Regions from separate parts of the Homo sapiens genome. Here region 1 is linked to region 2. Evidence: chromatin contacts called from ENCODE Hi-C or POLR2A ChIA-PET data. All regions are on one chromosome and are shown on one strand. Each heading gives the region's core, a stretch centred on a gene start or an enhancer-like site at or near the end of the contact. The rest is flanking DNA. Distances are from core to core; before and after follow the strand shown. Region 1 holds the start of SWI5 (SWI5 homologous recombination repair protein). Region 2 overlaps SLC25A25 (solute carrier family 25 member 25).

What was found. A loop is a pair of places that touch in the nucleus more often than their neighbours do. ChIA-PET counts read pairs that join two places held with the same protein, here RNA polymerase II (POLR2A). Pooled maps may share reads with other maps.
Region 1: a pooled map shows a loop between it and region 2 (4-fold over the local background). The contact joins the promoter of SWI5 here to the enhancer-like site in region 2. A Hi-C loop is called at or near these places in 2 of 50 pooled maps. POLR2A ChIA-PET finds 5 or more read pairs at or near these places in 3 of 52 experiments (AG04449, H1 and activated T-cell).

The regions. Positions count from the first base shown.
Region 1 is chr9:128,274,230-128,277,630 of GRCh38, forward strand. SWI5 (SWI5 homologous recombination repair protein) reads left to right here and starts at 2,047. Exons shown (of 5, transcript NM_001318089.2): 1 at 2,047-2,173; 2 at 2,478-2,526. The coding sequence starts at 2,112. GOLGA2 (golgin A2) reads right to left here and starts at 1,778. Exons shown (of 27, transcript NM_001366244.2): 1 at 1,664-1,778. The coding sequence starts at 1,747. RefSeq lists enhancers at 1,242-1,291, 2,152-2,281 and a silencer at 1,442-1,551.
Region 2 is chr9:128,092,444-128,095,815 of GRCh38, forward strand. All of the region lies in intron 1 of SLC25A25 (solute carrier family 25 member 25), which reads left to right. Among named protein-coding and RNA genes, the nearest start is that of SLC25A25-AS1, 25 kb to the right of the region's middle. RefSeq lists an enhancer at 1-28. Within about 2 kb of position 2,073, at least 37 of the 41 ENCODE cell types and tissues checked have a DNase peak (open chromatin) inside an H3K27ac peak, as active enhancers do.

The DNA.
Region 1 (3,401 bases), core at 797-3,296, 180 kb after region 2:
AAAACCAGAGGCAGAGGTACTTTTCCACCTCTCATCCCAGAAACGGGATGAGAACACTTAGGGATTGGGTCCTAAGATCAAAAGCTGGTTTCACGCACTAATTACGGTTCCGAGGGGGACTGCGACATCACTACATTCCACTCCACCAAGGAGAATTCAAATATGAGGTGGAGAAGTCAAGCCTGGAGTCCCAGCTACCTGGGAGGCTAAGGCAGGAGGATTACTTAAGGCCAGGAGTTCAAGGTCAGACTGGGCAACACAGTGACACCCCCTCTCTAAAAATAAATATGTATCTTAAAATGTGGGCCGGAACATTAAGTCGGCAGGAACTGTACACTGTGTGGTTTAGAGTCATACATCCTCACACGTTTGGTAATGTTAAGAAATGCACCAATGCCTCTCAAACTTTTACATCAATGTATCCACATGGCAGAAGGCAGCCTTTCTGTTGAACCTGGGAATTTAACAGAAAGAGGACAACCCAAGCCTCATTTCAGAGAAAAGTCTGGTATACTCTTAGAAATTTATGTGACTGTCATCCCTAAGTACATTAATGTTTTTTCTCTCTCAAGAGAATAAAGGGAGACTGATGCTTCAGAAAGATGCCCCGTATTTATCCTGTGGCACTCCAAGTACCCCAGGTTGAGATGATATGAGGAAGATTCAAGCTGTCAAGTTCAGTTTCCCAAGACCTGTTCCACAGAAGATAAGCAGATCTCATTCCAGAGACCACTGAAGGGCACTCTGGTCCCAGAACCATGGAGAATTCGAATATGAGGTGGAGAAGTCAGAAAAAAATGTTAAAGTCTCTCTGGAGAGTAGAAGCCTGGGGGAAAACCAAACCAATCCCGTTCTCACATTGCCACCCAGAGATACTGCCAATGTTTTCAGTTCACGGGTGAAGTGTAGGCTTTTCACACTGTCAATGTCTATGTTAAGGGTGTAAGGCAGCCTGAAACCTCTCCCTCCTAGGTCCCATAGTCCCCAATCCCCTTCCAGCTGGAAATTTATGCTGTGACCAGAGGAACCAGAAGCGGGATGAGAACACTTAGGGGACTGGGTCCTAAGATCAAAGACTGGTCTCGCGCAACTAATTACGGTTCCGAGGGGGATTGTGACGTCACTACATTCCACTCCTAGGGGGAACATCAGCGCGACGTCCAAGTCGCCGCTCCGCGATGGGGGAGGGGACCGCAGGGCCAGGACCCAGGTCCTTGGAGACCCGAGACCAAAGAACCCCGGGAGGTCCGGTTTGGGGCGGCAGGAGGTGAGGGTCGAGTCTGGAGCGGGGGGCCCCGGGAGTCACGGGCCCAAAGTCACTGGCGAGGGCAGGGGCTGAATTGCTGGGGTCCTAGGTCCTTGGAGACGCCAGCCCAAAGAGCCCAGGGAGGTCGGACTTCGGGGGGCAGGAGGTGAGGGCCGAGTCTGGAGCGGGGAGCCCCGGGAGCACCAGCCCAAAGTCACCCGGGGGCGACTGGCGAGGGCGGGGGCTGGGCGGCTGAGGGGGCGGGGCTGGCTGACAAGACTTTGGTGGAGGGAGCCCGGACGCGCCGTGGGGAGCCCAGCCCGGTGTGCCTCAGGAGTGGCAGAGACTCTGGCCATGGTCCTGCCATCGGAGTGGGGCTGGGGCTGGGTCGGGGGGCCGCGACCCGGTGCACTTTACCTTTTTCTTCGCTGCGGCCAATTTGCTCTGTCGGGTTTCTTCCGACATCGCGGGGCGGGGAGGGAGGCGGGGTTGGGGCCACATCAGCGCGATCCCGGCAACCACTGCGGAAGTCAGTCAGCCACCGCGCAGCTGTGCGACGGAGCCAGAGGAGGCGTAACCAGGGCGATACTGGAGCGCAGAATGGGGGCGTGGCCTCAAAGATCAAAGCCCATTGGTCAATGAGAAATATGAAGCGGAAGGGGGCGTGGCTATGCAGCGGCGTGGCCAGAGGGACCTGTGGCGTCACAACAAAAGCTGCGCACGCAACCGCTGTCCCCGCCCACCTCGGGAGAGGGGCGGGGCCGGCTTTCCTTGGGTGCGCGCGCAGCTTTCTGTGCGCCAGTTCACACTCCGGGTCAGAGTTCCTGGCCCGGTGCACCTGAGAGGTCGCTCTCCGACTCCCGCGCTGGACCCTCTTGCGCCATTGAACCCCCTGATCCGGGGGCCTCGGACCCCAGGGCTCAGGAGGTGGGCGAGGAACGGACTCCACAGTTTCTTTCCTGACTCCTCACAGCCCTGCCCCAGACTCTCCCTTCCCAGAAATCACCTCCAAAGACTCCCATCCAGTGCTCCAGACAACCCCCGTCTCAGAACGCCCCCTTCCTAGAGGGTCTCTACCCTGATCCTGAGAGCGTGTCTGCCCCCTTTCCAGATGGATCCAGTCCCTGGCGCTCCTACTTCCCAACTGCTCCTCCTCCCGCATCCCCACAGTACCCCGTCCTCACAGCGGGCTGTGGGTCCAATCAGACTTTCCCCTCGGATTCCTCTCTAGGACTGAACCAAGACTTACCCGAAGTTGCCGCGGGGCCTTCCGATCCCCTGTGAGTATTTCTTCCCCCACACCCCCTTTCCCATCCTCGACCTTCCCTTGTGCGCTCCCGGCCCCACTCCCCATCCCAACAGCAGCCAATCCCCGCTTGGCCCTCTTCCATATCTTCTCCCAGTCGACTGAGAACCGCCAGGTCATTCCCGAATCCCTCCCCTTCCTTTCCTCATGCCCGCCAGTCTTCAAAGAAGTGTTATCCTGTCCTGTCCTAGGCTAACTCCTCTCCCTCCCCATCCTGTCTCCTGGCTCCTCAGATGCCTTTCACTCCAGTCCAGCACCAGCCATCTCTCCTCCTCGCTCTTTTCACCCCTCACCCAGCCCTGCCTTTAAACAAACCCATAGCTCCCCAGTCAGGAAAATGCTTGGCGTTCACCCTGGCCACTCCTTTCGTTGCTAATAGTCTCTCCTCTTCGCTGGCAAGCCACCCCCAAAACGCAGCCTACTCCTTCTCTCATCCCCCAGATGGAGTTGCCACTACAACTACCACCACTCTTAAGGTAGATCGTGAGGGCCGGGTGCAGTGGCTCACACCTGTAATCCCAGCACTTTGGGAGGCTGAGGCGGGCAGATCATTTGAGGTCAGGAGTTCAAGACCAGCCTGCCCAACATGATGAAACCCTGTCTCTACTAAAAATACAAAAAAATCAGCCGAGCGTGGTGGTGCAGGCCTGTAATCCCAACTACTCAGGAGGCTGAGGCAGGAGAATTGCTTGAACCCGGAAGGTGGAGGTTGCAGTAAGCCGAGATTGCACCACTGCACTCCAGCCTGGACAACAGAGCTAGACAAGTCTCAAAAACAAAAAAGAAGTTAGATCGGGAAAGACTTGGTATTTGTTCATTGATTTAGCAACTGCTGCAATGCAGGTGTAT
Region 2 (3,372 bases), core at 823-3,322:
GGGGCGAGAGAGTGTGCCTCGACCGTGGAACCCAGTTGCTTGGAGCTGTGGGGGTGGTCTTGGCATCCTGAAGGTCACAGTCCCCTTGCCTGGGTCCGACCCATCTCTCCTTTGGGTCTGGGAGGAAGAGTGAAGGCATGAGACTGGGTCCGAGGAGAGGCTGGAGTCATGAGGCGCAGAGGCTGGTGCCCCTCTGGAAATGACTGCGGCCGCTGCGGGTCTGCCAACTGTGGGGTCTTTCATCCTTCCTGAGCCCAGAGCGTGAGTTACCATCCTCACAAGAGCCAAGGTAAGTGGTAGTATCCCCATTTCGTAGATGAAGAAACTGAGGTGCAGAATGGTTACATTATTTGCCCAGGGTTAAACAACTAAAGAGAGGTGGAGCTGAGATTTCACCCCCAAATCCTTGTCCTGTGCTGCCTCGTTTTCCCCTTAGGAAAGCAGTTTTTAAGGAGACTAATGGAGTGCTCAGTATTAGAAAGGAAATTGCCACTTGGCTCAGATTTCTCCTCCCTGCTGTAGGAGTGACCTCGTTCACCTCCTGAGCTTTGGTTATTTTCAATCTTTTTACTTAGGAGAAAAATCAGAGAAGAAAAGGAGATTCTGCCCGTTTGGCACATTATAGATACCACAGAGATGTTAAGATGAATTGCTACATTTAAGAAATAAAAGCTCATTTTGCCTTTGCTACTAGGGACTTTTGATGTAATAACATTTGCAGTCATGTGGGCACTGGGGAGAAGTCTTCGTCTTTGATGGGTTCCTTCTGAGCAAAGCAGTGGGTCTCTCAGAGACTGTTATGCCTGAGATGTCTTTGCTTAATATTCAAAGAGAGGGTGTCACTTTGTACCTTTTGATTGTTTTAGACAAGATTGGAATGGCTGTGGCACTAGCTTTGTGAGGAACTTTTATCTATAGACCTGCTTGCCTTATTACTACCTCGAATGGCCGGCTCCTTTTAAAATCACCTATTTTTGTCTTTAGCAGTTAACTGCTCTATTTTTCAGCATCATACAGTACCCCCTTGCCAGCTCTCCCCCCAGGGACTGCCTAGGATAGGACTGTCTGTTCTGAACAGCTTAGTTCCTGGCCTGCAGAATCAAGAGACCCACACCTTTTACTGGCTGATCCCCAAAAGAGAGACAGTTCAGCTGGCTGCAAACTGGGGGAGCCCCAAGTGGGATATGGGGCAGCTGGTTGGGCTTGAAGCCAGAGAGAAAGCAAATCTGAGAAGCATAGACTCTCAAAGCAGATAGACCAAGAACTGGAGTAACAGGAACATGGATGCAGCCCGCATCCTTTTCCAGAACAGTGCTCTGAAGGTGTTTGGGGTTTGTGATCACTGGCTGATTGGGGCTGGCCTCACCAAATCACAAAAAGGACCTCCAGAATGTTCTGGAAACATTTTTGAAAAGTTCACTTTAGGCCAGGCGCAGTGGCTCATGCCTGTAATCCCAGCACTTTGGGAGTCTGAGGTGGACAGATCACGAGGTCAGGAGTTTGAGACCAGCCTGGCCAATATGGTGAAACCCCGTCTCTACTAAAAATACAAAAATTAGCTGGGCGTGGTGGTGCGTGCCTGTACTCCCAGCTACTCAGGAGGCTGAGACAGGAGAATCGCTTGAATCCAGGAGGCGGAGGTTGCAGTGAGCCAAGATTGTGCCGCTGTACTCCAGCCTGGGTGACAGAGCAAGACTCTGTTTAAAAGAAAAAAAGAAAAGTTCACTTTGGTTCTCGGGCTTCTCAGTGTCCCAGAAGCACTACTTTGTTTTGCTCTCACTTCCCCTGTTTAAATATGTCTGCTAGTGAGTCAGGTTCCTGCAAGCTTTTATTCTAGGAACTGTTCCAGTTTTTCCCTTTATCTTTGTCTTACAGTTAATCTTCAGTTGGAGAAGAAAGCCATTACTCTGGAGTGGGAGGTGCCCTCAGCGGCATTCAAGCTTTCAAATCCTGAGGGGCTGTCTTCTCGGAAGCACAGAGAATTTTGCTTATTGTGTGTGTAACTGCCAAGTGTAGGCAGGTTTCATTGGAAACTGGCTACACTAGGCTGTCATGGCAACCTGATCATCAAATGACACTGTGGCCACAGCCGCCAATGAGGTTTGAGAGCCTTAAGGGTGGGTGGGGCTTGAGCGGCTGGATGCTGGCAAAGCTTCCTCATATTAATATTTCTGGCTCAGCCTGAGTCATTGCAGAGGAGGGGAGAGGAACTTTCTGACCTAATGCTACACTCCCAGAGGCACTGTACCTGCCCTGTTCTTATTCATGGTATTCCGGCCTTTACCTGAAGCACCTGCTTTCTTCTGGCATGTAACATAGTGGTAGAACAAGGAAAGCTTTTGGTGGCATTGGCAGATTTGCTGTGAGAAGATGCTCAGGAGAGGAACTGCTACTTTATAGATTAATTGCAATCTGATGCCACTGAATCCTAAGGGACCTAGTGTTGCTGTCACTGTTTCCGAATACTAGTCATAGGAATGGACATCGGAGGAGCTGAAACAGATGAGGGTCTGTGCCACAAAGTCAGAATAATAAAGAGCAGCGAGGCATCGCACACAATGCGCGTTGTGCCCAGATCTTGGAGTGTCAAGAAGGCCGGTGTGAAGCATCAGGGCTGAAACCCGAGGCCTGCTTTAGTTCCTCCATAATCTAGTTCTCACAGAGGCATTCAGAAGCTGTGACACAAACACCGTTTTTGGTTGTATTTAGCTAGGGCTCAACTTGCTCAAGTTACACCTTTCCCACACACCTGCCGCCTTCCAGTATGAGGTATCACCTACTGTCTGGCTTACCGGCATCCTTTGGGAACTGAATACTAAAATCTGTTTTGGGTGCTGTTTGAAGTGGATGTTGTAACAAGAACCCTGGGTGCAAGGCCCTGCCCTGCCCTTGACAGGCTTTGGGAATTGGGCAAATCAGGTCGCCTCTCCCAGGCCTGTTTGCTCAACTCGGAGATTAAGGGATGATCCCAGAGCCCCTCTGGGCCCCCACAGTCTGCAGTTCCAGGAATACAGCAGTTGTCCTGGACACTAGCACCTAGAGATGGGCTTATTTGGGTAGAACTCTCCATTTTTATATGAACATGGAGTCTTGAGTTACCTGTGAAACTCAGTAGGATGGATGATTTAAAAAACCAAATGCCAATTGAAGTTTATCCAATGAAGACATTCCATGAGACTCAGTCACAGCAGCAAATAAGTTAGAACCCTTTTAAAAATTAGCTGGGTGTGCTCGTGGGCACCTGTAGTCCCAGCTACTCGGGAGGCTGAGGCAGGAGAATCGCTTGAACCCAGGAGGTGGAGGTTGTAGTGAGCCAAGATCGCGCCACTGCACTCCAGCCTGGGCGACAGAGCAAGACTCCATCTTAGGAAA